Regions from separate parts of the Mus musculus genome. Here region 2 is linked to region 1. A link is a loop called in an ENCODE intact Hi-C map of the cell type or tissue named here. Cell type or tissue: gastrocnemius. All regions are shown on one strand. Links, peaks and the distances in the headings refer to the core of each region. The heading gives the core; the rest is flanking DNA. Region 1 has its middle 8.3 kb from the start of Srsf6. Region 2 holds the start of Gtsf1l (gametocyte specific factor 1-like).

What was found. Hi-C counts contacts between places; a loop is a spot of excess contacts. Peaks named below come from ENCODE experiments on the same cell type or tissue, not always from the same donor. Only the 100,000 strongest peaks of a DNase experiment are listed, where the experiment ranks them.
Region 2: it touches region 1 in a loop (2.2-fold over the local background); 10 of 42 quality-filtered maps call a loop at or near these places.

Annotation. Positions count from the first base shown.
Region 1 is chr2:162,915,430-162,930,935 of GRCm38, forward strand. It overlaps the pseudogene Cisd3b. Among named protein-coding and RNA genes, the nearest start is that of Srsf6, 8.3 kb to the right of the region's middle. In gastrocnemius, for the core only: a CTCF peak has its summit at 6,945 (motif pointing right); a DNase peak (open chromatin) is centred at 6,947.
Region 2 is chr2:163,081,453-163,096,958 of GRCm38, forward strand. It overlaps Gtsf1l (gametocyte specific factor 1-like), which reads right to left and starts at 8,149. Exons shown (of 2, transcript NM_026630.2): 1 at 8,087-8,149; 2 at 5,579-6,395. The coding sequence starts at 6,109. The coding sequence ends at 5,654. It overlaps Mybl2 (myeloblastosis oncogene-like 2), which reads left to right. Exons shown (of 14, transcript NM_008652.2): 13 at 1,098-1,247; 14 at 1,714-3,235. The coding sequence ends at 1,842. In gastrocnemius, for the core only: a CTCF peak has its summit at 8,513 (motif pointing left); a DNase peak (open chromatin) is centred at 6,047.

The DNA.
Region 1 (15,506 bases), core at 3,111-11,110:
ACTCTCCAGCGAGCCCCAGGGGTTCTCCTGCCTACCGCCTGGGCAGAACTGGGATTGCAGGCACATATCACCTTGAGGAATTCTTACTGTGGCTGCTGGGAACTGCACTCAGGCCCTCAAGAGCGTGCCGCAAGAGCTTCATCTCCCCCTGCCCTCTTCCACGTTTAAGAGAAGTATAGGTACACACACACACACACACCGCAACATCAAGAGGCCATATCTCAGCTTGGAGTCTGTCTAGAGAGCGCAGCTTTAAAAGCTGACCTGCTGTAAGCCTTTAATCCCAGCACTCGGGAGGCAGCCTGGTCTACAGAGTGAGCTCCAAGAGAACCAGGGCCACATACAGAAAGCCTGTCTCAAAAACAAAACAAAACATACCAGCCTCGCTTGATTCCAAAACTTTCCCTTTCCATATTAAGGGCAGAGCTTGGAGGTACGAGCCTAGAGTTTCTAGTAAGCAGCCATGAGGTGAGATTTAGCGAGATCAGGAATGTATCCCACCCACAAGAAGATGGTGAAACAACGGAAAGACTGTGAGAACGCGTGGCCAGGAGAAAGGCGTTTGCCTGAATCCCTTGGGGACACCTCCCGTAGGCCTGGTGCCAATGTTGGAAGGTGGGGAGCTAGAAAACCACCAGCGAAGGGATAAAAAAGCCAGGGAGTGCTCCACACAGCTGAAGCTCTAAGGCTATGCCACGGGGTTTCCCAAGCCACCGCGCAGAGAAAAGGCTGCAATACAGAGTTTAATTTAAAAAAAAAAAAAAATCGTCAATTCTACAAGCCCAAAGGGATGAAAGAGGTCTGTGTTGGGACAAGAATGTATACAGATGTGGGAGGATTCTGAGACATGAAGGAAAGAGAGTCACAGAAGTAGCCACTGGTGTCTGCTGGGAGTCCTGGTGGAAGTAGATGCAACTGAGCTTATAGGAAAGGGCAAGAAGCCATTTTTGACTGCCAAGGCGAGGCAATCTGTAGCTCGTCAGACAAGTGGGCTGGTCACCGCAAGAATGTGTCCAATTTAGCGGTCTCTTCTGAGCTCCTTCACTTAAAGATGCCCTGCCCCACCTCGTGACGCTGCAGATGCTCACTAACAGCTCCGAGGCCCCTGCCAGACGTGGGTGCTGTGCTCTTGAAGTCAATCTCCAGAACGATCAACTAAATAGACCTCTATTCTTTGTGGATTACCCAGTCTGTGGGTAAATTCCGTTATAAGAAAAGAAATCAGACTAAGACATGAGGATGGGGGGAAGAGGTTAGTAATCAAGACGCTTTAATGCAACAACGTTGTAAAAGTTAGAGTGTACATAGCAATCTATCAGGCACACAATCAGTAAAAGTGATTTTTCCTTTGCCTCAGGCTCCAATATGGTTCAGCTCAGCAAGGTCACTGATCCCGTTGATTAAAACTTTTAATAGTTTGTTCATCATGAGGTTTGTTGCTGTTGCTTTTTTGTATTGTTTCTTTTCTTTTTTCCATATTGCATTAAAATCTATTTGATTGCTAGGTTGTTGGTGGGGTTTGTGTATTTGTTTCGGTGCCTTCTTAAATTTTGCCCTGAGGTAAGCTATTGAGTTAACCTATTCAGTCTTGGTGCTGAAGAATAGGTCTTGGGAGAGAGATCAACCAAGATTCAGCCGTGGATACGCAGGCAGATAAAGTGAGATCACAGGTGCTCTGTGCCTGGACAAGAGTTGACCTTCAAGCCGAGTAAGGGCACACCAGCCATCAACCATGCATTCCCTGTGTGTGGACTCTCTTGACCACCAAGTGAAATCGATCAGAAGGAGAGGGTGATGAACATCCCTGAAATTGTCTTCAACCAATGACGCTGGAGACGTAGTCTATAAGTGTCTCGTCTTCCTTGTCCCTCACATGGGAGGATTTCCAGATATAATTCCACGATTCTTTTCCCAGAGTTCCCAGGTGAGATTTCAGTTACCAGCAGTGTAAGTGGCTTTGATAACACACCCACATGCTGGGTCCCCTCTCCATCTTACTGCCATAACCTACAGGTTTCTTGGGGCACTTCCAAGATCTCCGAATGTGCTTGAATCCCTACTCTCAGGATCTACTTCCAGAACAATCCAAACCAAGACATTCATCTATCCTTTACATGCCTGGCCTTCTTCTCTCTCTGTGGAGGGGGGGAAAAGGAATATTTTGCCTCTTGCAAGCCACCCTAATTAACCCGACATCGTCTTTAATCCACCCTGTTTGGTGATTACTAACACAGTCATGATTTCCAAGCAGGGTTTAACAATGATGGGAGGCGGGGCAGGGGGCAGCTAGAAATACAACTACTTCCTTAAGACCATCCAACCTATGGAAGCTTACCCCAAAATGCTTCACTGTTGGGGCAGACAGTGCGTGCTCCCGACAGATGCAGCAGATCTGCATGTTCCTACAGGAAAGGCTTTGGTGCTCGTGAGGCAAAAATACCATTGTGCAGCCGGGCGGTGGTGGCACACGCCTTTAATCCCAGCACTTGGGAGGCAGAGGCAGGAGGAGTTCTGAGTTTGAGGCCAGCCTAGTCTACAAAGTGAGTTCCAGGACAGCCAGGGCTACACAGAGAAACCCTGTCTCGAAACACACACACACACACACACACACACACACACACACACACACACACACACACACACAAAGAATACCATTATGCTGGTTACATTCTTGTTGCTGTGAGAAAGTACTCAGACAAAGGCAACTCAAGGGAGAAGGGTTCACCTCACAGTTGCAGCTTACAGTCCACCATGGTGGGGAAATCACAGCGGCAGGAGCTTGAGGGAGCTGCTCACACTGCATCTGTAGTCAGGAAGCAGAGAGGAATGGAAGTGTTACGTTTGGCTGGACTTCTCCTTTTTATGCTTTCCAGAACCCAAGTGGAGGGAATGGTTCCGCCCACAATGGTCTGGCCTGCCCACATCAATTAATGTGATCCTTACAGATGTTAATCCTTACAAATGTTCTCAGAACTTAACCTTAATCTAGGTAACCAATGAGAAGTGTGCCCAGAGGCTCATCTCATGGGTGATCCTTGATCTTGTCAAATTTACAGTTGAGATTAGCCAGCTCAGCCATAGCATACAGTGCAGCATAGGGCATCTGGGGGAAAAAAAAAACCAGCTCTGGAGAAATTGTTACCCTGTATCTAGGAGCAGGAGAGCATTTCTCCACCCCGGAGGGCCTCCCTGAAACAGGGACATGCTGCTGGCCAGTAAGGTGGCAACCATTATCCACGCTGATGTCATTGCCCCATGTGAAGGAAGTCATTGTGCCAGCCCAGAACAATTGTGTGCTCCCCCCCCCCCAAGACCTCCCTCTTCCAGCCCTCAGGCCTCACTACTAACATCTCCAGGGGCACAGCTGATAAAGTTAGAGACAAAGTGAGAAGCAGTGAACAGTGACTGCTATCCCTGTAACCTTGGTGACTGTTGTCACCCCGTAATGTCACTGCTATCACTGATGCTCTTGCTGCATCTACTCTGCAGTCCCAGATGATACTGAAGCCAGGGGAGCATTGGAGGAGTCGGACCGGGACAGGAGATCTGGTCTCTTTAATGGACCACTAAAGAGCAACCCAGTTAGCTTTATTTGAAAACCATGGGCTTTGAGCATACCCTAAAAGGAGAGACTCTGACTCCTTTTTTTTTTTTTTTTTTTTTTTTTTTAGAGGGCAGGCCTCAGTGTTTATTGACAGCTTTACCGGATGCTGGACCTGGCTCTCAGCTGCCCAACAGGAGAATACAGGTTTTTCAGGGTACAATTGCTAACAAGATGGGGTCCTTGGAGGTTCCCTTCCATGTGTGGCTCAGCATTACTGCCTGGAGTCACAGTATCCCCTCAGAGTGGGGAACCTACTTCTGCTTTCTGTACCTGCTCACTCTTGTGGGTACCGTCACAGTAAGGGGGCCGCCGAGTGGCCTTGCAGGTACATAGGGCCACTGTGCGTGTCTCTTGGACCTTGAACTTGAGTGGAGAAAGGCCAGTACGCTGGAAGAAGTGGGAGCCATCACAGAAGGGCTGATTCTTGCTTCGGCCACATACACACCACCTGTAGTTTTTCCCAGCAACCAGCTCCAATCTGATGTGTGTCTTCTGTGCCACCACTGGCTTGGTTGGCTCTTTGGGGAACCATCGGGCCAGCCAAGAAGAGATTTCCCGCCTCTGATACGGCTTCGACAAGGCAGGCAGGCAGATATGATTTGGAAACAGAAAAATAAAATCAGTGGGGAAGGAGAGACGCCGGAAGCCCATCAGGAAAGGGAAAGACCACAAGCCAAAGGAGCGTGGGACCTTTTTTTTTTTTTTTTTTTTTTTTTTTAATGGTTGGGAAAAGGTTCAAAGAAGAGGCGCTGCGGATCTTGGCATCTACTCGGGAGCTCCCTCCGGAAAGACTCGAGACTCTGACTCCTAACACTCTGCAGAGATGCTTGTCTCTGGGGTTGATTGCCAGCCAGCACCAGGAGCCAGCCTGGATCTGAGATGGGCGCTACTGAATGTCTGTAATCTCTGCACCTTGGGTGGAAAAACAATTGGCAGACACCTTTCCTGGCCATTAATTCTTTACAGCCAACTCGGAACCCTCCCTCGGGGCAATGGCTGATTGTTTGCAGTTACTGTCAGCCTGGCCCTGAATTCAGAGCAGGGAGCATGACTGTCCCCTTACCCTCTTCATACACTTCTTCTCCTGGTGCCCTCCCCTATCTCTTCCCAGAGCCCCAGAGGGGCCAGAGAGAGCTGCCTGTGCAGATTGGAAGAGATAAGAAATGGCCTTCTGTACAGAGAAACTACGGTTTAAAGGCCACCGAGTTAAAGAATCACAGAAGAAAGCGATTGACTCACTCTTCTCTGCAGAAAGTATTTCTCAGCATGTGTGTTCTTGAACTGTGATCTCTATGAATGCCTGCACCACCTTACACAGTAAGTCTTATTTTAAGCCCAGAGGACAGATCGAGGACACTGGGAGTGGATTTGGACTCCAGAGGGATTTTCTTCCAATGTCCCGCGTTGCTATCTTCCTTCAGTAAACATTCTCTATTATATCCATGCTGTCACCAGAAGAGAATAAAAGGGAAGCGACATTTCCCTCCCTCACCCCACCCAAAGAGAGAAATAAAATCTTCCCTGGTCGGTCCATCCATCCTTGCTAATCCATCTCTCACAAGATCTATTCATCACCTGCTGTTGTGTGATTTCTCACGGAGAGACATGAAAAATGTCTATTCGCCCCAGACAGGGCACCAATGGCCAACCAAAGACACAACTCCATCCAAATCTAGCTTAGTTTATTTACAGAAGCATAGGGGAAGGCTGGCTTGCAACACCATGTGTGATTCAACATCTGCTCCATTACCAAGAAACCTACCCCAAGATGGGCAATAAATAAGTCAGGGAAGTTCCATCCCCAGAGTTCCCTGCCCAACCTACAGGCAGCTCTACCGGAGAGTGTTCTGTGCCCAGTAATTGTTTACTACTTTTATAACCTTGGGCAAGGGCTTCCAAATGAGTGCTAGGAAGACAGGATGCTGCAGTCAACATCAGACACAGCATGACGCTGCCTCTCCCGGTTAGCTTTACCTGTCAACTTGACACAGCCTAGAGTCATCTGAGAATAGAGTCACAGTTGAGGAACTGCCCGGGGGATATATATCTGTGAGGGTTTGTCTTGATGGTTAATGGATTCAGCAGGGCCCAGCCCACTGTGGGAAGCACCATTCCCTGAGTAGGTAGCCCTGGATTGTCTAAGAAACTAGCCAGGCATGAGCCTGCACGCCAGCTAGCAAGCAACATCCTCCACCGTGCCGTACTTTTGACTGTGAAGTGGGTTCCTTGATCAGAATAATGTTGTGGGAACCAGAGATATGGCTCAGTGTGGAGGAAGACTTTTAACCAGGCCTAATGACCTGATTTCGATCCCTGGAACCCATATGGTGGAAGGGAAGAACTGATTTCTGAGAGTTGTCCTCTGACCTCCAAACACACAGAGAACAGACACACATACACACACAAAACTCACACACATAAAGAAATAATGTCATATGGGAAGGCAAGCAAGCCTCCTTTGAGTTCTTGTCTTGATTTCCCTCAATGATAGACTGTGACCCACGAGGTGAAATTAACCCTTTCCTCCTCTAAGTCACTTTTGTTAGAGTTAGAGTGTTCTCATTTCTCTCATGCCTTCCTGGTCTTCCCTGGATGTGTGACCAACAAAGATGTTCTTCTTCAGCCTCTCTGCCAATCCGTCATCCCTGAACCTGAACAGCACTCCTGAGTCTACTACGCATGCATGCCTGCCTCTAACCCTGCCACCCGATCAGCTCAAACTCTAAAGAGAACCTTCTGGGCTACAGTCAGCTACTCAGGGGGCATCTTAATCCCTGTTTGGGTCATCGAGCAACTGTTGGACCAAGTGAAGCATTTGGCACCAGCTGCCACCTACACTGGTTAGTGGCTCAGAGTAGTGAACAATATAACTACAGAAGATGCAGTCACACCCACATAGTGTAGGGGAGTTGAGGTCTGAGGGTCACATCAGAGATGCCACACTTCAGTGATAGCAGCCAAGGTAGCAAAAAGGACTTAAAATCTTATCATAGGAGAAACCGTTGGGGGACAGCGAGAAAGAAAGGACGTTTAAAAGAGGGCCAGAGTGCTGACCGCAAACATCTGGAAGACCCATTTGTGGGAAACATGTGGTATTTTAGATACACAGCTTTGTGCACAGTAGGACCCACAGAGGTCACAACTGGAGGCAGGGCTTTATTCGCATAAAGAATAATTTACGATGAAAGATAGAAAAATGAGCTTTCAAGTAATGGTATGAAATCCTCGGCTACTATGAGATCCTGACAACTAGATTTCCATTTCAGAACTTCAGAACTCTGTGACTCAGAAACCCCATTTCTGTAATTTCTCTACCACTGCAAGTCACACATACAGCCACTTGGTGGCGACAAATGCACATGTTCAGAGCCAGTCTTCCTGTCTGGAAATAGAAAAACAAAACAAACGATTGATTCAGATAAATTGACATTAGTGAAGTGATCAGACACTATAAACAAAGTCCCCCCAGTAAGAGTTGGTCCCCAGAACAACCCAAAGAGCTCCAGCACAGGTAATTTGTGTTCGTTCATTTTTTTGGTTTTGTTTGGTTTTGTTTTTAACAACTTTACTCTGTATCCAAGCTGCCTGAAACTCACTGTGTAGTCCAGGCTGGTCTCACACTCCTGGGATAATCCTGACTCGGCCTCCTAAGAGTTGAGATCACAGGCACTAGCTACCACATCCAGACTGCAAATTTTCTTTGAGATTACATATTTTAAGTTTTCCATTAAAACGCACACACCTACACACAAGATGCAAAATGCTCAGATCACAAGACACCACAAGACAGATGTTCATGAGTAGAACTGACTTGTGTAATCAGTTCATCCAGCCAGGACCAGGACCCCAGAAACCCTGCAGGCCTCCTCTAGCCCCTCCCACACCAAGGCAACTTCCCCACCTCCAGCGCCCTGATCAGTCTGGCAGGTGACTTGTTTGTGCCATAGTGCGACTATTCAGCAGTTCAATCCTCCACTGTATGGTGGGCGGAGGGTGGCATCTGCCTGGTTTCTAGCTTGAGGGAGGCTTACCCATAATGCTGTTCCGTATTTCCATTGCTTTGCCTTGCAAGCCTGTGAACTTATTTCTGTCTGCCAGGTGTGGAATGGCTCCTCTTGGCGTGGTCACTTCCAGCTTGCAGTAGCAGAAGGCACTAGATGCACTTTCCCAAAGTAACTGTAAAAATATACACTCCCAAATATGTCTGAGTGTTCCACGACTTCCTCGCCAAACCTGAATTTTCTGTTCAGGTGTGTTTTGGTGGAAGGGAAAGGGGAGGAGAGAGGCTGCTCCTGCAAACCCTTATCCCTCCTTCCAGGGTGGTGCTTGCAATGAGTCTGGGCAGCAGCAACAGCGAGCCACAGAGAGAAGCTGGAAAATCTCCTCCCACTCCTATATCCCCAGAAAACCATGGACATGCAAGACTTTTCTGCAGATCTCCATGTCCTGGGTTCTGAACAAGCGCAGAATGGAGTCCCACCCCACTCGCTGAGACCTCACAGGGTGCCTCCACAAGAAGAAAACAGAGAAGAGAATACACAGCCTGGGGCAGGAAGGGGATGAGGGAGGGGACGGGGAGGGGGGGAGGTACAGAGTGCAGGGAGGATGCATGGGTGGAAGAGGTTCCTCTGGTAACTTGGAGCAGAAAGTAGAAGGCCGGGGTGCAGGTCTTAAGAAAGTATGTTTCAGAAACAGAGAACTGTTCAATGAGAGGGAGCTATAGGTATATGTTTGACACATTCAAAGGAAAAGCTGATAGAATAAGGTAGGAAAGGAAGGCTGTGAGACCGGATGGGGTGTGACTGTATATAAGAGCTGCCCAGCTACTGTTAAAAGGTAGTTGAGGGCCGAGTAGAGTGCTAGTCTAGCATGCTCAAGGCATGAAGGAGTTCCATTCCCTGAAGGCAGATGTAAAACACAGAGAGAGGGGGAAAAAGAGAGACAGAGACAGAGAGACAGAGACAGGCACACATATAGAAAACAGAGACACACACACACACACAGAGACAGAGACAGAGACAGAGAAATACAGGCACACACATAGAAGACAGAGACACACACACACTTAAGAATTCTTTGAAAAAATAATAAAGTGGGACTTGGTGGTACACACACCTTTATTTCCAGCAACTGAGAAACAGAGGCAGATGTATCTCTCTGAGTCTAACGTTAGCCTGTTCTGCACAGCAAGTTCCAGGCCAGCCAGGGCTACATAGTGAGATCCTGGCCCCAATGTGATTAATTTAATTAAATGGTGTCTTTAAGTTGTTCAGATCAGACCGTCTTTGTTGCAACTTGCCAACACAATAACTACTGACACTTTTACAACTTGAGAGAAGCCGTATTAGTCAGGGTTCTCTAAAGTCTCGGAATTTATGGGCTGTCTCTATTTATTAAGGGAATTTATTGTAATGAGTTACAGTCTGCAGTCCAACTAACCCAACAATGGGTAGCTGTGAACAGGAAGTCCAGGAGTCTAGTAGTAGCTCGGTCCCACGGGGCTAGTAGTTTCAGCTGGTCTTCTGTGTAAGCTGGAATCCTCAAGTAGTGGGTTCCAACGGATGTGCCGGCAAGTAAGTGTGAGCAGGTGAAGTAGAGTGAGTCTTCCATGGGCTGGAGAGAAGAGTGAGTCTTCTTCTTTCAATGTCCTTATATAGGCCTTCAGCCGTCACATTAAGGGTGTGTATCACCATGTCTGGATTTGGAACTTGGCTGGCCTTGATCTCAGAGATCAGCTTGCCTCAGTCCTAGGATTAGAGGTATGTACTACCTTGCCTGGACCTAAGCCTTTCTTGGCCACTCTGCCTCAAAATCTAGATCAAACGCGTTTGTTATCCCAAGACAAGATCGCAGTCAGAAGCCTGTGCCTTCCAGCCTCAAGATCTGAATCACAGGTGTGCCCTGCATTTCTGGATTGTAGTTCATTCCAGATGTAGTCAGGTTGACAACCAGGAGTATCCATCACAGAAGCTATGACCCTGTATAAGTGAATGGATGTAGCTGCATGCCAATAAAGCTTTATTTATAAAATAAATAGAGGGCCAGTTGAGCTAAGGCCCTAGTTTGCAGGGACATGTGCACAATTGAATCCTCCATGCTAAAAATAGATCACACAACCCCCATTTGGGAAATGTATGTCCTGTGTTCTTTTGAATCAAGAGTATTCCAGAGCTGGAACAAGCTTCCGTGGACTGTTGTCACGCAGACTTTCAGGGGTGGGGTTGCTGAGTGAAAGGTTTATGAACTTAGTTTTTTAAAATCCTTCCCGTCTCTACTTTCTCTGACACCCATTCTGGATTGTCCTGCTGTTTTTCTACCTTCTTTTTAAATTTTTTATTTATTATGTATTCAGCACATATACATATGCCCGAAGGCCAGAAAAGGGCACCAGATCTCATTACCGATGTTTATAAGCCACCATGTGGTTGCGGGGATCTGAACTCAGGACCTCTGAAAGAGCAGACAGTTCTCTTAACCTCTGAGCCATCTCTCCAGCTCCCAGTTTTTCTACCTTCTCAACCACAACTCCCTAAGGTTTGTTGTTTGTTTGTTTTTCCTGAATTTGACTCAAATCTCAGAGTTTCCGTGGTAAGCAGAATGTTCCCTCCCTTAAAGATCCCCACATCCTAAATCCTAGAACGTGGAATGTCACCCTCCATAGCAAAAGGGATTTTGCAGAGAAAAGGCCTTTTAGCTTGAAGTAGGGAGCTTGTCTTGATATATGCAGATGAGCCCACTGGGGTCCACATAGAGGCAGGAAGAGCACTGGCTCAGAGAGGGACATGTGGCCATGGAAGCTGGGATCGAAGTCCGAGTGATCTGAGTGATCCGGGTCACAGAGCCCACCAAGTTAATGGCTTTGAAAAAGGCAGAATCAACAAGCCTGAGAACACAAACAACCTCTACACACTGGAGAAGGAGAAAGGAATAGATTCTCGCCCTGGGGCCTCCAGAAGGTCTTACTGTCTCCTTTGTTTTTGCCCAGAAAACCATGGAGACTTCTGACCTTCATACCTGAAGATGACACATTTGTGATGCTTTAAGCCACTGACTTGCTGGTACTTTGTTACAGTGCCTTAAGTATACATAGGGGGCTGGAGAGATGGCTCAGTGGTTAAGAGCACTGACTGCTCTTCCAGAGGTCCTGAGTTCAATTCCCAGCAACCACATGGTGACTCACAACCATCTGTAACAGGGTCCGATGCCCTCTTCTGGTGTGTCTGAAGACAGCTACAGTGTTTTCATATACATAAAATAAAATTAATTAAATAAATCTTTTGTTTTTTGTTTTTTGTTTTTTCAAGACAGGGTTCCTCTGTATAGCCCTTGCTGTCCTGGAACTCACTTTGTAGACCAGGCTGGCCTCAAACTCAGAAAACTGCCTGCCTCTGCCTCCCGAGTGCTGGGATCAAAAGCGTACGCCACCACGCCTGGCAAAATAAATAAATCTTAAAGAAAAATAAGTATACATATTTAAGGGCGAAAGATTTATGCAGTCTGAAGAGACCTGTAATGGTGGTGCACGCCTTTAATCCCAGGACTCAGGAGGCAGAGGCAGGTGGATCTCTGAGTTTGAGGCCAGCCTGCTCTACAGAGTGAGTTCCAGGACAGTCAGGTTTACATGGAGAAACCCTGTCTTAGGAAGGAAACAAAACCTGTACATAGGAGTTGATGCTGAGGGTAGATCTTGGTGGAAGAGCACTTTCCTGGTATTGTGTCTTTGTTAGGGTTTCCATTGCTGTGAAGAGATACCATGACCAAGACAACGCTTATAAAGGACAACATTTAATTGAGGCTGGCTTACAGGTTCAAAGTGTCAATCTATTATCATCATGGCAGAAAGCACAGCAACATCCAGGCAGGCATGGTGGTGAAGGAGCTGAGAGTTCTACATCTTCATCCAAAGGATGCTAGGAACAGACTGTCCTTAGGCAAGTAAGGTCTGAAAGCCCACCCCCACAGTGACACACCTCCTCCAACAAGGCCACACCTCCTAGTGTGCTACTTCCTGGGCCAAATATATTTAAACCACCACGAATGGGTTCAGTTCCCAGCATCAGACAAATTGTATAGAAAAATTAATCTAATCCTCAGGACGCAACGCTCAGGTCTGGTCTGCAGCGCATCCTCTCCGGAGTTTTTCCACCTTATAACAACACACAGACTTGTCTCTCTCGTCCCTCACACTTTCCTGTGTAGCACCGACAGAATTTGTTTACAAATTCGTACTAGAAGCATTTTTCCCGGGATGGGCTTGGGTGCTGTAGGTTCAGATTTGTGTGTTTAGTATGACAACAGCATGTCACTCAGATGACATAAAATATTTGGCTAATTCAACATATGCCGGCCCTTAGGAGCTACCACCTCAATGTCTAGTAACATCTCGTTGAAAACTCTGGTTAAACTGGGTGTGGTGGTGCACGCCTTTGATCCCAGCACTTGGGAGGCAGGGGCAGGCAGATTTCTGAGTTCGAGGCCAGCCTGGTCTACAAAGTGAGTTCCAGGACAGCCAGGGCTATACAGAGGAACCCTGTCTTGAAAAACCAAAAAAAGAAAGAAAGAAAGAAAGAAAGAAAGAAAGAAAGAAAGAAAGAAGGGAGGGGGAGGGAGGGAGGGAGGGGAGAGGGAGAAAGAAAGAAAGAAAGAAAGAAAGAAAGAAAGAAAGAAAGGAGGGAGGGGGAGGGAGGGAGGGAGGGGAGAGGGAGAAAGAAAGAAAGAAAGAAAGAAAGAAAGAAAGAAAGAAAGCAAACTGATTAATCCTTAGCCACACAAACACTAAGGAGGTCCCGACCTCTCACATAAGGACCAGTTCTCAAAAGGAGCAGTTCTGTGTGTTGATATTTGCTCTATTGCTGACCTGGCCCACAGGTCAGTCAACAGGGTCTGTAAGAGAGAGAGAGTGGGGATGGAGGGGCAAGTGACGAGAAGAATGGAGACAAGACAGGCTATCTGATCAAGTCTCAAGTCTCATTTATTGGAAGGCAACTATGGGTTTATAAGCACAAATTGAGGACTGTAGCTTAGCCACAAGTGCCTTGCAGCTGGGGGCACTAAGCCACAAGTCCAGGCTGTGTCTGAGAAGATCAGGTTGTTATCAGAGTGTGTTCAGCTGTGGTGTGAGCTGCTTGCAAAAACATCGTGCTAGGAAAACAAGCAGGGTGGAAAAGTACCCACCTGTAAGTAAATAGCCTGAGGTGGCTGCAGAGATGATAGCTGCTTTCTGCTAGGAATCAGCTCCCAACATTTTGCTATGTATTATAATGCTAAATTCTATAGCTGAAGGCCTATGCCTGGGAGTGACTTCTCCGGTTTACAAGCTGTTGTTGTGCAAACCTTGTTCCTTGGTTTAAAACTATTGGTTAAATAAAATTGGCTACTGCCAATTCCTGGAGGAACTAGAGGTGGGTGGTTTTGGGTGATGTGGTTGGAGGAGAGATTGGGAGAAGAGAAGAAGTGGCCAGGAGGGGAGAACCATGAGCACATGGCCAGGAGAAACAGCAAGTATCTGGGGCACACCACTGGGGAGCCAGCCAGGCCAGCAGTCAGAAGAGGAAACTAGTGATTACCCACCAGTAAGCAGTCAAAGCCAAATAAAATGGCCACAGTCTGAGTCTCATTTATTTGTAAGCTAGTTAGAATAAGCTTAAAGTGGTTCTTCTACACTGTCCCTCAGCAGCTGCTGTCACTTTCTGAAGGCTTACCACATTTTTTTTTTCAGTCACATTGGATATGGGAGTAGACCACTGGCACTTACATGGATAGAGCTCAGGGAGTCTGTTGAGTGTCCCACAGCACAGAGGATCACCCGTGACAAAAAAACCATCTGACCCAGGGGCCAGCAACGTGGAGACTGAGAGCCCGGCTCTAAATGGATCTCCTGCAGATGTTCTGAAAGTTTTATTTTACCCAGGGATATTTGTTTGAGACAGGGTCTCAGTATGTAGCCCAGGCTGGCTTTGAACTCACAGAGATTCCCCCTGTCTCTGCCTCCCAAGTTCTGGGGGCAATTTGGAGATAAATAAATATATATATTTATCTAAAAGTGTGTATGTGTTTAGAGGTATGTACTTATGTGTGCGGAGGTCCACAAAAGCCAGAGGCATTGGATTCCCCCCTGCAACTAGAGTTATAGGTGTTTGTGAGATACTTGAATTTCATTCTAGGTACCCAGGTCAGGTCTTCGGCAGCAAACCATTGAACCATATCCCCAGCGCCTTGCTCAGTTGACTGATCCTCTTGCCCGGAAGTCTGATCTGCTGGTGTTACAGGTGTGCACCACCGCACCTGGCTCAGAAGATTTTAAATGAGGGTTTGGACTGGCTTGGCACCGTTTACACAAATCTCCCGCAGACAAGCCTCAGAGATCTATCTATCAGACTGATGGCATGGATGGGCCATCAGTCAGATGCTCTGGGCAGAACTTCCCAGAGCAGCCTCTGCTGCATTCCACACAAATACTCTGGGGTGGCTGTGTTAGTTGAGATTTCACATGGTAACAGAATCAGTTGGGGGTGGGAGGGAGATGTGGTGAGCGAACCTGTAGGAACTGGCTCTCATTGATATTGAGGCTCTGGAGTTCCAAACTAGCATGTGCATCAAGTGTGGAGGCCAAGGGTCACCTCAGGTGTCATTCCACAGGAACGGTCAAGCTCCAGAAGCAAGCAGTTTCCCAACAGACCCTTCCCTTCCTTGTTTTTAAGACAATGCCTCAAACTTAGCCAAGGCTAATCTAGAACCCATAGCAGTCCTCCTTCCTCAGCTCCCGGATGCTGAGAACAGGCATCAGATACTGCACCTGACTATCTGGCTTTTCCCTCCCCCAGCCCACTAAAAAAATAAATAGACTCTCATGCTGCGCACTTGTCATTTCAGTTTGTTGCTTTTGCAAAGTACCAAGTTAGGTCGGCAACAGGACTCCCCAGTGCTGCTGATCCAACTAGGAACTTTGGAAGATAAATGATCTCATGGGTTGTCTTGTGTGTGTGTAGAACATGAAAGTAGAAAGGGAACTATGTGAAGGAAACAAGGATAAGGGAAGAGGGGAACAAAATATGGTAATAGGGTAGGAGAATGACAAATACTGGCTTTTTCGTCTCGTGTGGAATCCAGATGTGTGTTTGCTTTTACAAATAATTTTAAAATGTGTTATCATCACACTTAGTTATTTATTGAAGGCATGACACGCATCAGGAGGTCAGAGGACAACTTGCAAGAATTGTTTTTGTTGTTGTTGTTGTTCCTTCTACCGTGTGGGTCTCTAGGATCAAAGTCGGGTCCTCCAGCTTGGCAGCAAGCACCTTTACCGGCTTCAGTCTTCTCACCACTCACAAATAAATTTTAACAAGTTTTTAGAAATTGACAATTTGATAAAACTGTTATGTGTTGACTTCATTCTGTGTTCCATGAATATTTTTAAAAGCTGTCTACATATATATATTTATATTTCTAACTTAAGGACGTTCTCTTCCCTCGAGAATACTATTAACACATCTCCCTGTGTGCTATCAACATTGCCGGTCTGCCCCAGAGGACAGAATCTTCTCTCATTATAGCTGAAAAGCCTGAGGCTGCCCAGATTCTGGGCAGAAAACAAATTCCTAAAGAGCAGGTACTAACTCAATGGCAGTCTTTTCTCTCAGCTTTTATCACACCGTGCTCTGCTTTCGGTTTCCTTACCTCTCTAGCCAAACCTTCGCCGTGCTTTGAATACTCCCAAGGCATGCTCCTTGATAGTCAATTAACTTTACTCCAGGGCAGTGGGGCTGTTTTGTTTAACTCTACAGCATTAGATGTCACCTCCATAAACTCCTAAGTGTGTATTTCTGCTTTATAAATAGTTTGCCTTCGGATCCAACCAGGTTAAGGACAGTATGGATAGGAAAGGGGATAGGGGGTCTTGGAG
Region 2 (15,506 bases), core at 4,400-12,399, 170 kb after region 1:
AGGTTTTTAGTACTTAATGAGAGCAGCCCTGAGGGGCATCTGGAGTCCAGGGCAGAGAGAGAAAGCTGACTGAACATGAACAGCAGGCTAGATGTAGCCAGGGGAGTGTGAGTGTGGGGAGAATGGCAGGTGAAGAAAGAGAAACCATGGTGAGCATGGCAGTGTCCTAAGGATGAGGAGCTGCGGGGAGGCCAGGGTGTGTGTGTTGCTGGGGGGGGGGGGGGGGGGCTGGAGTTTAGGGGAGGGGAGATAGGACTGGGATGCTTTGAACGCCTGTATGACAGGTACTTGAGATACCGAGGGAGCCTGGAGGCCATCCTAGACCGTAGATACAGATATGTATGGTACCTATTTGTCCCTTCTGCCTGAGGGACGGAGCTTCACAAGAAACCCTTCTGTAGGCCAGGCTGCGCTCTCTTGGACTTGGGATTGGAGTTTCCTCCAGCCCTGGCCCCAGTACAGGGAATAGTGGGGTCGGGGGAGCATGAATGAAGGATATGAATTGCTAAACATATCTTGCAAGTAGGGTTGTGTCCTGTGTCCTTCTAGAAAAGCGTTTGACCAGGGAAGCCTGTAAGACTGGGGACTTGCTCACTTCAGTCAGACCTTTGGCTACTTAGAGTCCTTTTTTTTTTTTTAAGCAGTACTAGGGGTTGAGCCCAGGGCCTCACCCACCCACTGTGGGCATGAGCTCTGCTGTGGACAGATGGTCGTGGGAAGTAGTTAGCCTGTGTCCCCAGCCTCAGTTAGGACCTTAGGAAAGGCAGTACTGAGCAGAGCCGGGAGCGCTCGGGCGTTTCTAGAGCAGGAAGCTGGATCCTCATGTGATAGGAGCTGGCATTGCTGGGCACTGAGGTGGGCAGCTCGGCTGCTCCTTTAATTCTTTAAGCAAAAAGATTAAGGGGGCTCCTCTAGACTTCCGGATCATAAAGGGACCTGGGCCTTGGAGAGGTACGTCCTGCTCCGAATCGGATCGCCGCAGCCAGGGGGGGTGCCAGGTTGTGTTGGTTTTGTTATGTTTTTTTGTTTGTTTTGTTTTGTTCCTCCTTGCAAAGATCGTGTGGCAAAGTGGTGACTTAACTCGGTTTTGATTTCAGCCAACCAGTGTCACACCCAGCTCCTGTGGCTTCACCTCGCCAGGTAGCAAAGAGGGTAACAGCCTGCTCAACCAGGGTTTCCTACAGGCCAAACCCGAGAAGGTGGTGGCCGCCCAGAAGACTCGGAGCCACATTCCAACCCCTGCCCCTGTGAGTGCAGTAAACAGGTCCCACTGCCCGCCCTTTCACCCCCAGGGCCTGACTTGTGAGTTCCTGTGGCTGCTTGCCTCATTGACTTAACTTTTACAGTCTTAGCCCAAACGCTACTTCCTACAGGAAGCCATTCCTGACCTCACTGGAGAGATGCCCCAGCCTCATTTCCTTCCTGAGGTCTGGACTTAACTGTCACTAGGATATTGTCTGTTCTAACAGAGCTGGCCTGGGTCTTGCTTCCCAGTGCCTTCATATGCTTGACTGGCTCCTTGGGATCTGCCCCTACTTTCCTGTCCCAGCCTCCTGCTTTACTGTTAAAGCCCAAGGATGGGGCCTGTTTTCCCTGGATCCACCAGGAAAATGGAGCACAGGCTGGCAAGAGGGAGGGGTCCTAGAAGCGTCCCCGCTCTTTAGTCAGGACCACTAGGGTTTATACAGAGCTAACCCTCTCACCTCCTCTCAGATGACCCATGCCTGGAAGACGGTGGCCTGTGGGGGCACCAAAGACCAGCTCTTCATGCAGGAGAAAGCCCGGCAGCTCCTGAGCCGCCTGAAGTCCAGCCACACATCTCGGACCCTCATTCTGTCCTGAGGGACTTGAATGGCAAGAGCCGGCTCTCATGTTTACAGGGGTAGGGTGTGGGGTAAGGTTAAAGTCACATTAAGTGACCAGCTTCAGGATGTCTTCTGCCAGCCCCTCAAACTACTTAGGTGGCAGAAGTCACGTGGTAATACCCCTTCCCTGAGTCTAGCTTTGGGAAGTTCCTGGTGCTAATAGAACAAGGTCCCACTCCTGGGCCTGCCTGTCCTCTACCCAATGCTAGAAGGAACCCTATCAGGGTCTCCCAGGCTCTCATCCAGTCTGGCCTCATCTCAGACTCCTGCTTAGGATGGGGGTGTGGCTAGGGGTGCGCCTTTCCTCGTCTCCTGTTGGTACACTGTCCCCACAATAAAATGCCATTCTCCCTCTGCCGCCCCGACTCTGCCCTCTGAGTCCTGAAGTGCCTCGATGGCCTTTTCCTGACATGTAGACCTTTGTCACTGGGTACAGCTTTGCCCTGTGAGTATCTCTGCAAAGCTCCCAAGAACTATGTATGAGTGGATGAAGATGGGTTCTGAGAACTTGTTGGAGCGCTGCATTCACCTTGGCCTTAATGCATCAGAGTCATAACGCACTTGGCTTGGGCCATCTTCCAAGGAGCGGCTGCCTTAAGTTGAGCCAGCCCTTAGGTAAGACCATTAATAGAGGGCTGGCAGACCTTTCAACTCTAGCCAATGTGCAGAAGGCTGCCCAGCCCCTGGATTCTGTATCATGAGTTGGTGGCAGCAGTTGCCTCGGCTGTTACCTCCCTAGGAATCAGTGGGTAGAGTGTGGCCCATAGCTGGTGATCAGTCTCAAACTTGAAAAGGGAGATGCTGAGCCTAAAGTCTAGATCAGGAAGTGTTTTCAGTAGCCTTGCCTGGGTGTCCTTGGGTTGGGGATCATATGGGAGCCCTATACTTAGTCCTGTTTGTAAGGGAGATGAGGCAAACCCTCTCCAACAGGGCAAGAGACAACATCTGAAGACATGACCAAGTTAGCACACCAGAGTCTAGACACTTTCCTGCTCTTATGCAAAGGATGCAGGAGGTGGACTCTACTATCCCACTCTGCCTCATCCTACAGCCTCCTGAGCCCCATGCTCACTGAGCTGCATCTGCCTCACCCCTACTTGTTTTCTCAGTATGACTAAGGCAACTTAGAGTAGCTACACTCATTGGTGTGTGGTCTGTGCTAGGAAAGGCGTGGGTAGGGTGGGGTGAGGCTGTCAAGCAGAGGATAGAGGCTGCTGGTGCCCACCTGGCTTTCCTGCCGTCTAGGATCTCTCCATGGGTGCTGCCACCTGCATTATTAGGGTGGCTCTTTTAAACCTGGAATTTCCTCGCAGACACACCCAAATGTGTCTTCTGGTCAGCCAAGTTGACAATAAAGAGTAACACATTGTAGTGTCTGACTCCTCCTTTTTCTGCTTTCTTGGGGAAGAGGCCTGAACTGCCTTCTTTCCAAAGGTTCCCACCAAGACTCTGGAGTGTCATGGCTGCCTGCTGTTGCCCAGAAATACAGGTCTAAAGGCTTTCAAGAGGAGCCCTGTCCCCTGGAACTTTGGCTGTGCTGATGAACTAGCCTAGGAGAGACACTTGTGCTGCGGATGAGCTGGAAGGGACCTCAGCTGTGCTAAATCTTTGTAGCCGCCATCAGTGGTATCCATCCATAGTTGGTGTTTCTTAGACTGATGTACTGAGCTGAGAGCAAAACGGGACTGAGTAGGAACTCTCAAAACTTCACCCTCTGAAGGTTGGAGAGGGTTGGGCCAGCAAGATCCAAATGATAGCCTGTGTCTATCACAGCCCCAAGGTGAAGATGGGGAGACAGGCTCTGGAGGTTGGGGAGGATTAAAGCGCACACTCAGGCTAGGGAGTGCCCTAAGGGACTCGACCTCACCTGACAGAACCTACACTAGCTGTGACAGAAGAGGCAGTAGTTTGTTGTGTAGCCGAATGCATTTCCCCAGTTCTTTTGAAGGGACTGAAGCAGGCCCAGGCAACAGCTGATGGCTGGGACCTGGGTTTGTCAGTGAGACTTTGCCTGGAGGAGTGGCTTGGATGGCTGAACCATACCATTATTGTTAGCCTTGAGGGAAAGGTTCCCAGGCAGGCCGGTTTCGAGGCCAGCCTGGTCTATAGCATGAGTTCCCGGACAGTGGGGCTACACAGAGAAACCCTGTCTACAAAAAACAAAAGAAAGGTTCCCTGGTTTGAATTTGCTCAACTACTCAGTCCTTTTTACAAGCACGAGCAGCTTTTTACTCCTGAACAACTGATGGAAACCTGTGAACCCAGCATCTGATGGTGACAGAGCTGGGACTTAGCCCAAACCAGCATCAGATGGTGACAGAGCTGGGACTTAGCCCGAACCAGCCTGTGCAGAGGCCATTAGATTCTTCAAGCTTCACCTGGTCTTAAACTTTCTACTTGAAAATTACTGTGAGTGTGTATTGAATTCTCAAAACTTCACCCTCCTTCCCCCAAGATGTACACAAGAGTAAGACCCTAGGGGTTGGAGATGTGGCTCAGAGGTTATGAGCACTGACTGCTCTTCCAGAGGTCCTGAGTTAAATTCCCAGCAACCACATGATGGCTCATAACCATCTGTAATGGGATCCTAAGTCCTCTTCTAGTATGTCTGAAGACAGTTACAGTGTGCTTACATATATAAAATAAGCAAATCTTTAAAAAGGAAGGTTGTAAAAAGAACCTATAGAAAACCCACTGGGTGGCAGCAGCTGGGAACACCTTTAATCTCAGCACTAGGGAGGCAGAGGCAGGTGGATCTTGGTGAGTTCAAGGCTAGCCTGGTGTACGGTGTGAGTTCCAAAACTCTTGTCTTGAAAAACAAAACAAGGGCTGGTCGTGGTGGCGCACACCTTTAATTCCACCACTCCGGAGGCAGAGGCAGGTGGATTTCTGAGTTCGAGGCTAGCCTGGTCTACAAAGTGAGTTCCAGGACAGCCAGGGCTATACAGAGGACCCCTGCCTCTAAACCCCGAAAAACAAAAAGAACTTACTAAAAGCCTGTTTGTTTTTTTAGCTAATACACATATAAAAACAAAAACCAGGAAAATACCTTCACATAAATGCACAGGTGAGAATTGAGATGCTGCCCCACCCCTTGGTTATTTCATTGTCCTTCCTTGAGGGTAAACATCCTATTGTATCTTGTGTATGCCTCAAACACAGACAGGCACAGTAAAATAGCTATAATGTACCCAAAAGTGCTATAATGTAGACACCCCCACCCCTGCTTTTTATCAAACTTGGGTTGGCAATCTACATCCCACTAGCCAAATCCAGCCTGCTGCTTATTTGTATAGACAGTTTTATTTCAACACTGCCTTAGGTGTTATCTCTGGCTGTTTTAATGCTATAGAACCAAGTAGCAGTGTCAGGCTTTCCACATCTCTACCGGTTCCTGACGGTATCTTCTCTCCTTTGTAAAGTTGCAACATAGTTTCCTTAGTTAGGCCTTCCCTATGGGTACCTCAGTGCTGCTATAAATAACACGGGAGTAACTTTTTACTCAACCCCATTTTCTGCGTGTGGCTGGCTGTGCGGGATGCTGTTTTAGATGTCGAATGACTTGATCAAAGCCTGTGTGCGTTGAGTGAGCATTTTCATAGCGACTGTTAAGTGTTCCCCATGGAAGGTGGTTCAATTTACATTCTCAGCTCAGTTCTAAACCCCACCTCCACCGCTCTTTCTAAACCTTTAAAAACAACCAGCACAGCCCGGACCGTTACTTTGCAGGTTTTTATTCAGATGAGATGCGCGATCCATCCACGCATTTGAGAGCCCTCTTCCTCCTGCTAGAAGTTTGCCTTCCTGGTCCTAGTCTGAGGATCTTCTGGGCATTGGTCTCCTCCCCGTGACTCTTGGATGTCACTTTCACAAACAAGTTTTTGGGGAACAAAACTCTTAAGGACGAACATTGGGTGACAGTTGGCGCCGTCAACATTCCAAATGTCAGGGTTGGAAAGCCAACGAACCTGTAGTGTGTCCTGGTTCTGCGGCTGTGGGAGGCTGACTTGCAGAGGGCCTAATGTGTCCTCTTCCTCCACGGAGCTCCTGTTGACACAGGTAGCTTCATGTTCAGCCAGCTTTCTGATGGGAACCACGTGGCAGGCGTTGTATTTACAGCTGGCCATCTTTTTGGCTTTCTTGGGGTTCTTCTTCCTGCATGACGCCAGGTGGTACTGGAACCTGCTGAGCGGGATTCGGTGGTGAGGGTTATAAGGACAAATTTCTATGGATTCTGGCTCCATCCGGGAGTTGACTTGAAGCCAAGTGTCCTGCTGCCCAAAGTGTACGTGGTACACCTCGAAAGGAAAAGCCTCTTCCTGTGAAAGATTGTGCTGTCTTCTGCCAGGCTTTGGCTCTTGGGTCTCTGGAGTGAAATTCTCACTCACGTTCTGTCAGCAATCGCTATGCAGAGAAAGCCAGAAAACAGCCACCAGAGACGTTAACTCAGGCAGGTACAAGAGCCCGAAACAGTAGCTTCCAAGGAGGTGAAGTTAGCAGGTTATAATGATGCTTTGACGCTAAGATACCCTGTGTTGTCAAAGGACAGAACAGGTGGTCACAATGGGCAGCTTATGACATCAGGGACAGACTGTCCACTGGGTGGGGGAAGTGGCTTGAGGAAAGCTGCTGTTCAAATGTAGTTATGACACGTACCCGGCCCTTGGCAGTTTCGGGCTTCATTAGCATAATCAAACCCCTTATTCATCAGCGTCGGTTGTGTGGTCTTTTAAAAACATCTTTTTTACATCATGTGTTTATTTGTAAGGAGTGACATTGGGGGTACACTTAGAAGTCGGAGAAAGACTTGTAGGAAGGATCAAATCCAGGTTATCAGGCTTGGCAGCAAGCACTTCTACCCCATGAGCCTTCCTGACTCCTTTTCTTTTTTTGTCCCTCTACTTTCCCCCTCCCTTCTCTCTTTTGATGCAAGGTCTCATGTAGCACAGGTTGGCCTTGACCTTGATATGTGGCTGAGGATATAATCACACCTTATAAACTGGGATTATAGACGCGGGTCTCCGTATCTAGTTTAGATGGTGCTGGGGACAAAGTCCAGGGCCTCATGCATTTGTGGCAAGTTATCTGTCAACTAGGCTATATCCTCTTCTTCTCTCCCCCCCCCCTCCCCTGTAGCTCTGGTTGTCCTGGAACTCACTCTGTAGACCAGGCTGGCCTCGAACTCAGAAATCTGCCCGCCTCTGCCTCCCAAGTACTGGGTTCAAAGGCGTGCGCCACCACTGCCCGGCATACTTATTTATTATGATAAATCTTTGGGCTGGAGTGAAGCAGGGCCAGAGCGACTGGGGCCAAGCAAAGCAAGCAATCTTCGTTCCTAGAAACCACATGATGGCTCACAACCATCAGTACAGCTACAGTGTACTCACATGCATAAAATAAATAAATCTTAAAAAAAAAATCCTCATGCTGCAGTCCACACGTGCTACAGTTTCCAAGCACGCAGCATGCTGGGTATCATTCCTTATTTTAAGTACACAGTGTTAAAGAAATATTTCCACCCCTTCCTCAGCCTCTACATTTTCCAGTTGCGTAGTAATTACAAATTGAAGTATCCATTTGTAATTACTAATTGGCTTTTTATTTTGTGTATGAGTGTTTTTCCTGCATGGGTGCAAGTGCGCTCTGTGTGTGTGTGTGTGTGTGTGTGTGTGTGTGTGTGTGTGTGTGTAGAGGCTGGAAGAGGGCTCTGGATCTGCTGGAACTGGAGTTGTTGATAGCTGTAGGCCACCATGCAGGTGCTGGGAACTGAACTTGGGTCATCGGCCAGAAGAGCAAGTACTCTTAGCCACTGAGACCTTTCTCTGGTCCTCGGTTTACCAGAATTTCAAGTTACTATTTTATCCTTTCTGGATCAGGTGAAGCTTTCTTTTAATCCACCCTCCCTCCCTCTCTTCCCTTTAGTGCTGGAGACCGAACCCGAGCTCTTACACTTGCCAGACTCTACTACCCAGCTAAATCCTCAAATCTCTGCATTTTAAACCTGGTTTTATTACTATTATTTATGAAGCTGAGTCAGGATTTTATAAAGACATTTTGGAAGACTGTAGTACAACTAACGTAAGCTTATCCCCAACTAACTCACACATAAATGAGACTTAGAATATGGTTATTTTATTCGGCTTTGACAATTACTGGGGGTCACCCCTAATCTGCTTTTCTGCTGGCCTGGCTACCTCCCCAGCGGGGGGTTCCCCAGATACCTGCTGTTTCTCCTGGGTCCCCTCCTCTCATGGCGCCTTCTCTCTCTCCCCTCATGGTCTCTCTTCTCTCCCTCTCAAGTCTCCACCCTCAGCCAGGTAACTCAAAATCCACCTACCTATAATCTCTCCAGTAATTGGCTGTAGCCATTTTTACTTAGCCAATAGTTTTAAGGAACAAGGTTTGCACAACAAAAGCTGGTAACCAGGAGAACTCACTCACTCATAGGCCTGGACCTTCGGGTTCAGAATTTAACTTTGTGATACACAGCAACAGATCAAACCTCAACAGAGGGCTGGAGAGATTACTCAGTAGTTAAGAGCACTTGCTGGTCTTTCAGAGGATGGTGGTTCGGATCCAACCCTCATGATAGCTCACAATTGTCTATTACACCAGTTCTAGGGAAGCTTGGTGCCCTCTTCTGGCCTCCGTGGCCTCCTGCATGCATGTGTGCTTCTCAAAGGAGTCAGAAAACAAGGACTTCCATAAATAAGGATGGAATGGGCTGCTGAAGGAAGAGTTTCTTAACCTTGTTTTTTTTTGTTTGTTTGTTGGATTGTTTTGTTTGTTTGTTTGTTTGTTTTGTTTTGTTTTGTTTTTTTGAGACAAGGTTTCTCTGTGTAGCCCTGGCTGTCCTGGAACTCACTCTGTAGACCAGGCTGGAGATCCCCCTGCCTCTGCCTCCCGAGTGTGGGATTAAAGGCGTGCGCCACCACTGCCCGGCTGAAGAGAGAGTTTCTTAACTCTGACTCAAGGGCCTTCTGGACCTCCCCGCTCTTGTCATTTTGTGTCGTTGAGATTTCTTTCCCTTTCTACTCTGTGCCTCTCCTTGACTCTAGGTTCTGCCCCTGCCTCTTTGCCCTTCTGGCTTATCTTGCTTCTTACACCCGCTTGGGGAATCACTGTCCTTCCGATTCAAATTCAACCTCCTGACTTCCTCTTGATAGACTGGTCAGCCTCCGCTTGTCCCATAACATCCTTGTTTCACCTCTTTTGACCTTAGAGATTTATTTGATTCATGTGTGTCTCCGTGTAAGTGTATGCTGTGTTATCTGTGGCACCCTCAGAGGCCAGAAGAAGGTGTTACAGGAGGTTGCAACAACCCGAAGTGACTTCTCTGGATGAGCCCCAAGTTCTCTTAACTGCTGACCCCCTTCTCTAGCACCTACTTTTATTTATTTATTGAGTTATTTTATTGTTTTGTTTATGAGTGTTTTGCTTTGCTTGCGTGTATGTAGGTGGTCCAAGTGTGCTCTCAGAGGTCAGAGATGGTGTTGGATCTTGTAGGACTGGAGTTACAGATAGTTGTGATGCTCCATGTGGGTGCTGGGAATCGAACCGGGGTCCTCTTGAAGAACAACAAATGCTCTAACCATTGAGCTTCCAGCAACTTCCTCTCCCTGATTCCTGAATAGTGTTTTTGCTGTGTTACTTCCTCTTATCCCTTGAGCTAAATCCAGTTTTTAATCATTCTACATGGAGTTGAGGGTCCAGCTCAGGCACTCACAATTTTGCATGTGTGTGTGTGCGTGCACATGTATGCTCGCACACACATATGGAGTCGGATGACTATTGCAGGCATTACCTACACTTTTCATCTCCTTGAGGAAGGGTCTTTCACTGACCAGGAGGGCACTCACTGGTTAGCCTGGGTTGGCTGGCCAGCACGTCTCCACCTCCCATCTCTGGGATAATAAGCAGGCACTACTATGTCCCGTGGCTTTTTCACCTGGATTCCAGGGACTGAGCTTGGCTCCTCTGGCTTCTGGGGCCAGAGCTTCACTGATGAGCTATATCTCCAAGCCTTTCCTTAACCTGTTAGAAGGTAGTCTACTTCATTTTCTGTCTGTCTTACAAAATTTTATTGTTGGTTTTTCCACAGTCTAATCTTTTTATTTGGGTATTTCTCTTTCTTCTGTTATTTATTTTATTTTATTTTATTTTTGTGCATTTGCCACTGAGACTCAGACCCACTGCCATGCATAAGCTAGGCAAGCACTCTGCCATACAAGTTATGGCTTCAAATGTTTTTCATTTTTGAGTCTGAGACAGAGTTTTGCTAAAACCTCCAGGCTGGATTTGAACTTGCTTCTGGCTCAGCCTCATTAGCAGGCCCGGCTCGGTAGTGATTTCTCTCTCATTCTCTTTCTGTTTTTGGAACACATGAGTTTTCTCACAAGGTCCCAGGAATCTCACACAGCTTTATTCATGAACCACTCATGTGCCCCTCCCAGGTGTAAGACCAGGAGTGGATTTCGCTTTAGATTACCCATCACCTTACCCTATTGTTCAGAATAATGTTTTCTAGCACGCACAACGTGCAGAGCTTGTGCTAATTTGACCTTGCCCTTGTGACTCTATAAGTCTGCACTCATATGACCTTGCTTACCTTAAAAGAATACCCTCAGAATATGAATTGTCGGACTTGGCTATTGCCTCAGATCAGCTCTCCCATGCTCACGCTGCCAATAGACTGGTAACACCCTGTACTTACGTATTCAGCTTCTTGAACCTGGGTGTGGCTATCTTGTGTTGGTTTTGGAACATGTTCAGCCAAATGCTGCTTCTCCTCTAATGCTGCTTCTGCCTCTTTCTCCCCCCACCCCGACCCCCGTCCCCCACTGAGGACCCTAGTGCTACACTCACTAACCTGAGCCCATCATATCCGCTTCCACGCACACCCTGTGCGATAAACTATAATTTCCTCCAATCTGGGCACTGTTTGTTCTGCAGTGACAGATCTGTTGCCAGATGTCCCTGCTGTCTCTTTTGTGAGAGTGTGTTGCACATGTGGGTGCACGTTTGTGTGGGTGTGCCTGTGTGAGCAGAGGCTACAGGATGGCATTGGGCATCTTCTTCTGTCACTCTCCATCTTTTTTTTTTTTTTTTTTTTAAGTGAGACAAAGTTTCTCAGTGAACCTGCTGCTTACTGTTTTTTTGGTTTTGGTTTTTGTTTTTTTCGAGACAGTGTTTCTCTGTGGCGCATGCCTCTAATCCCAGCACTCAGGAGTCAGAGGCAGGCGGATTTCTAAGTTCGAGGCCAGCCTGGTCTACAAAGTAAGTTCCAGGACAGTCAGGGCTACACAGAGAAACCCTGTCTCAAAAACAACAAAAACAAAACAAAAAATTTTATATTGGGCTGGAGAGATGGCGCAGGCTGCTCTTCCAGAGGTCCTGAGTTCAATCCCCAGCAACCACATGGTGGCTCACAACCATCTGTATTGGAATCTGATGCCCTCTTCTGGTGTGTCTGAAGTCAGCTACAGTGTACTCATATAAATAATAGGATTTATAAAATTCTCACTTTTTTGTTTTTTGTTTTTGTTTTTGTTTGGGTTTTTTTTTTTTTTTTTCCGAGACAAGGTTTCTCTGTGTAGCCCTGGCTGTCCTGGAACTCACTCTGTAGACCAGGCTGGCCTTGAACTCAGAAATCCACCTGCCTCTGCCTCCCGAGTGCTGGGATTAAAGGCATGCACCACCATGCCCGGCAAAATTCTTATTCTTTAAATTTTTTTTTTTTACATTGATGGGTATACTGGCTGCATGTATGTCTGTACTACATGGTGTGCATGGAGCAGTGCCCACAGAGGCTAGAAGAGAGACATTGGGTACTCTTGAACTGCAGTCACAGGTGGTTGGGAACTGACCTAGCGTCCTGGGAAGAGCAGCCAGTGCCCTTAACCACCAAGAATTCCCCTCAGTCTACCATAAGCTCGGATACTTGAACAGTTGGTTCCCATTGGTGACACTTTGAGGGTGTACTGGCTGGCTTTATGTTAACTTGACACAAATTAGCTAGAGTCATGAGGGAGGAACCTCAGTTGAGAAAATACCCCTATGAGATCCAGCTGTAGGGCATTTTCTTAACTAGTGATCAATGAGGCAGGGTCCAGCACATTGTGGGTGGGGTCACCCCTGGGCTAGTGGTCCCCAGTTTTGTAAGAAAGCAGGCTGAGCAAACCATGAGGAGAAAGCCAGTAAACAGCACCCCTCCATGGCTTCTGCATCAGCTCCTGCCACCGGGTTCCTATTCTGTTTGAGTTCCTGTCCTGACTTCCTCCAGTGATGAACAGTACAGTAGAAGTCTAAGCTGAAAAAACCCTTTCCTCCCCAATTTGCTTTGAGCATGGTATTTTCACTGCATCAATAGACACCCTAACGAAGACAGGGGGTGCGGTGATTTAAATGAGAAGGCTCCCCTCTAAGCTCAGATATTTGAATACTTAGTCCTCACTTGGTGGCACTGTGAGGGTAGGCTTAGGAGGTGCAGCCTTCCTTCAGGTCATAGTGTTTTATCAGCCAAACTCAAACGTAATGAATATAGATCTGCCTCTGCCGCAGCACTGGTATTATGGGAGCCCACGTCCAGCTTCATCTGTGGGTGCTGGGGACAGAACTCAGGTCCAGATGCTTGTTCAGCAAGCACTTTACCCGCTGAGCCGTGTACTCGGCCCTTCCCTACTGGCTCATAATTTGGGTGTTTACAGTTTGTGTGTTCAGGGCGCTGGTTGTTCTTACAATGGGCCACACTGCAGACAGAGCAAGACGTTTGCCCTTTCAGTGCTTTAAAGCTTGATAAGCTGAATTGATTAAAAACTGCGTTTGAAGCCCGTGGACCAGTTTTTACAAATTCATTTTGGCTTGAGGGAGAGAGGATCCTGTTATGTAGTTTAAGCTAACCTTGAACTGGCCATCCTCCTGCCTCAGCCTCCTAAGCTAAGCCCTGAGATTGTAGATGTGTGTCAACATTGCCAGGTAACTCATTTTATTTAGTAGTTTAATGTTTATTATCTTTGGAAAATCCTTTGTAGGGCAAATTCTGTTGCTCTAAAGTGTAAGATAGATGTGTCTTCCTCCAGAAGACGATTGCCATGTAGTGATATGGCGCCAGGAACCACTGCCGCGCCAGGGACTCAGGCCCTCTACAGCGCCAGGGACCGCTTTCACCCACATCCCAGCCTCCTCCATCTTGGCAAGCTTCTCTACTTCGCAGAGATTGGCATAAGGGCATGAGCCTGCAAGCGTTGCTTTCGGTTTTGCTCTCCTTTACCTTGTAGTTCAGCTGCTACCCTGGGACACCTTCCAAAGTCTTATTGGGTGGAAAGAAACATTGAGACACGACCCTAGATCCGTAAAGCCGGAGCTCTTGGTACCTTGGCTGGACATGGGAAACATTCCTTACTCAGGGGGTGAGGGTGGGGGTAGGGATTCCCACGACTGTTCCACTTGTACCGAACAGGACAGAACTGAAGTCCAAATTACACCTAATTCTAATCGAGTTTGTGGTTTCTCATTTGAGGCAGTGCCTCATGTATCTCAGTCTGGCCTTACACTCAGATGTATCTTGGAGGGCTCAGAACTTCTGATTCTTCCCACCTCCTGCTCCCAAGTGCTGGGAAGATGATGATAAGAGTCATGTTGTTATTAGTATGTGTGTGAGTGTGAGTGCGAGTGTGTGTGTGTGTGTGTGTGTGTGCGCGCGCGCGCGCGTGCGTGAGTGTGCATGAGAGAGAAGGGAGGGGAGAGAGAAGGGAGAGGGAGAGGGAGAGGGGCGGGGGGGAGGGAGCATGTAGTACCAGGGGTGGAGCCTAGGGTCTCCTAGGATTCTCTGGCATTCTGCTTATGTCTTTGCTTTTAGGTTTGCACCTAAAAAGGTCCCTGAAGGCTGAAGAGGTGGCTCAGTAGTTAAGGGAAAGTACCACTTTTGCAGAGAATACAAGTTTTCTTCCCAGCACTTATACCAGGGAGCTCACAACTGTCATTGCAGTTTCAGATGCCTCCTCCTCCTCCTCCTCCTCCTCCTCCTCCTCCCCCTCCCCCTCCTCCTCCCCCTCCCCCTTCTCCTCCCCCTCCCCCTCCCCTTCCCTCCCCTCCTCCTCCTCCCCCTTCTCCTCCTCCCCCCCTCTGCATTACAGATGGTAATGAGCCACCATGTGGTTGCTGGGAATTGAACTCAGGGCCCCTGGAAGAGCAGTCAGTGCTCTTTACTGCTGAGCCATCTCTCCCACCCCCTGGTGCCTTCTTCTGTCCTCAACAAAGGCACTGCATTCACTAAGCCTTGAGCTTCTTACAGGACCGGAGCGTCGGTAAAAAGACCATATTCTTGATAGTCACATAACTCATAAAGAAGCACAGAAGTAAACTACAGTTGTTCTACATTAACGCATACACACAGTGCAACTCTAAACAACAATATTGGGAGCTCTACCTTATGGGCTTCGCTCTCATTTTAGACCAAGTCTCTGTTTGTTATTTTTCTTCCAAAAAGGGGGCAAGGCACGACTCTCTTCAAGAATCTGCATTTCCAGGTCAGGCAGCAATAAACTATGACCTGTGGCCTGAATCCAGATCTGCTCTTGTAAATAAAGTGTGAAATCTTGAAACCTCTCCAGATCTCTGGTTTACATAGTGTCTGCTGGTTGCTGGGACTTATTTGAGTAGTCTGGACAGGCCGGATGTTTGCCGGCTGGCCTATTCTAGAGCTTGCCACTCCAGTTCTTGCTGAATTCTGTAATCAGCATGAGTTCTTTCCAAATCCCTTATCAATAATGGCTCAGGAAGCAGACAAATTGCTCAGGTTTCAATCCTCCTGCCTAGTTGGGCAGTGGTGGCTTACACCTTTAAACCCAGCACTTAGGAGGCTGGGGCAGGTGGATTTCTAAGTTTGGGGCCAGCCTGGTCTACAGAGTGAGTTCCAGGACAACCAGGGCTACACAGAGAAACAAAACAAAACACCCAAAACAAAAACAACAACAAAAAAACCCTGAGTTCGATTCCCAGCACCCAAGACAGTGCATATGTGATATATACAATCACTCAATCACATAAATAAAAAATAAGATCAATCCTCCTGCCCACCACTTAAGTACTTTTGTGACTTAGGCAGGGGCATGTGCACGTGTGTGTGCAGGACACATACATGGTACCTTGAATTTTCTTTTTAAAGATTTATTTATTTTTTTATGTATATGAGTACACACTATAGCTGTACAGACGGTTGTGAGCCTTCATCTGGTTGTTGGGAATTGAATTTAGAACTTCTGCTCGCTCTGGTCAACCAACCCCCCTAGCTCAGTCCCTGTTCGCTCTGGCCTTTATTATTATACATAAGTACACTGTAGCTGTCTTCAGACTTATAAGAAGAGGGTGTCAGATCTCATTACCGGTGGTTGTCAGCCACCATGTGGTTGCTGGGATTTGAACTCAGGACCTTCAGAAGAGCAGTCGGTGCTCTTACCCATTGAGCCATCTCACCAGCCTGGTACCTTGAATTTTTCTAACCTCTATCAGTGATTTGGTTTTTGTTGTTGTTGTTGTTGTTGTTGTTGTTGTTGTTGTTGTTGTTGTTTTTCGGTAAGTTTAGTAGGGTTTTTTTGGTTGTTTTTGTTTTTGCTTTTTTCAAGACGGGGTTTCTCTGTAGCC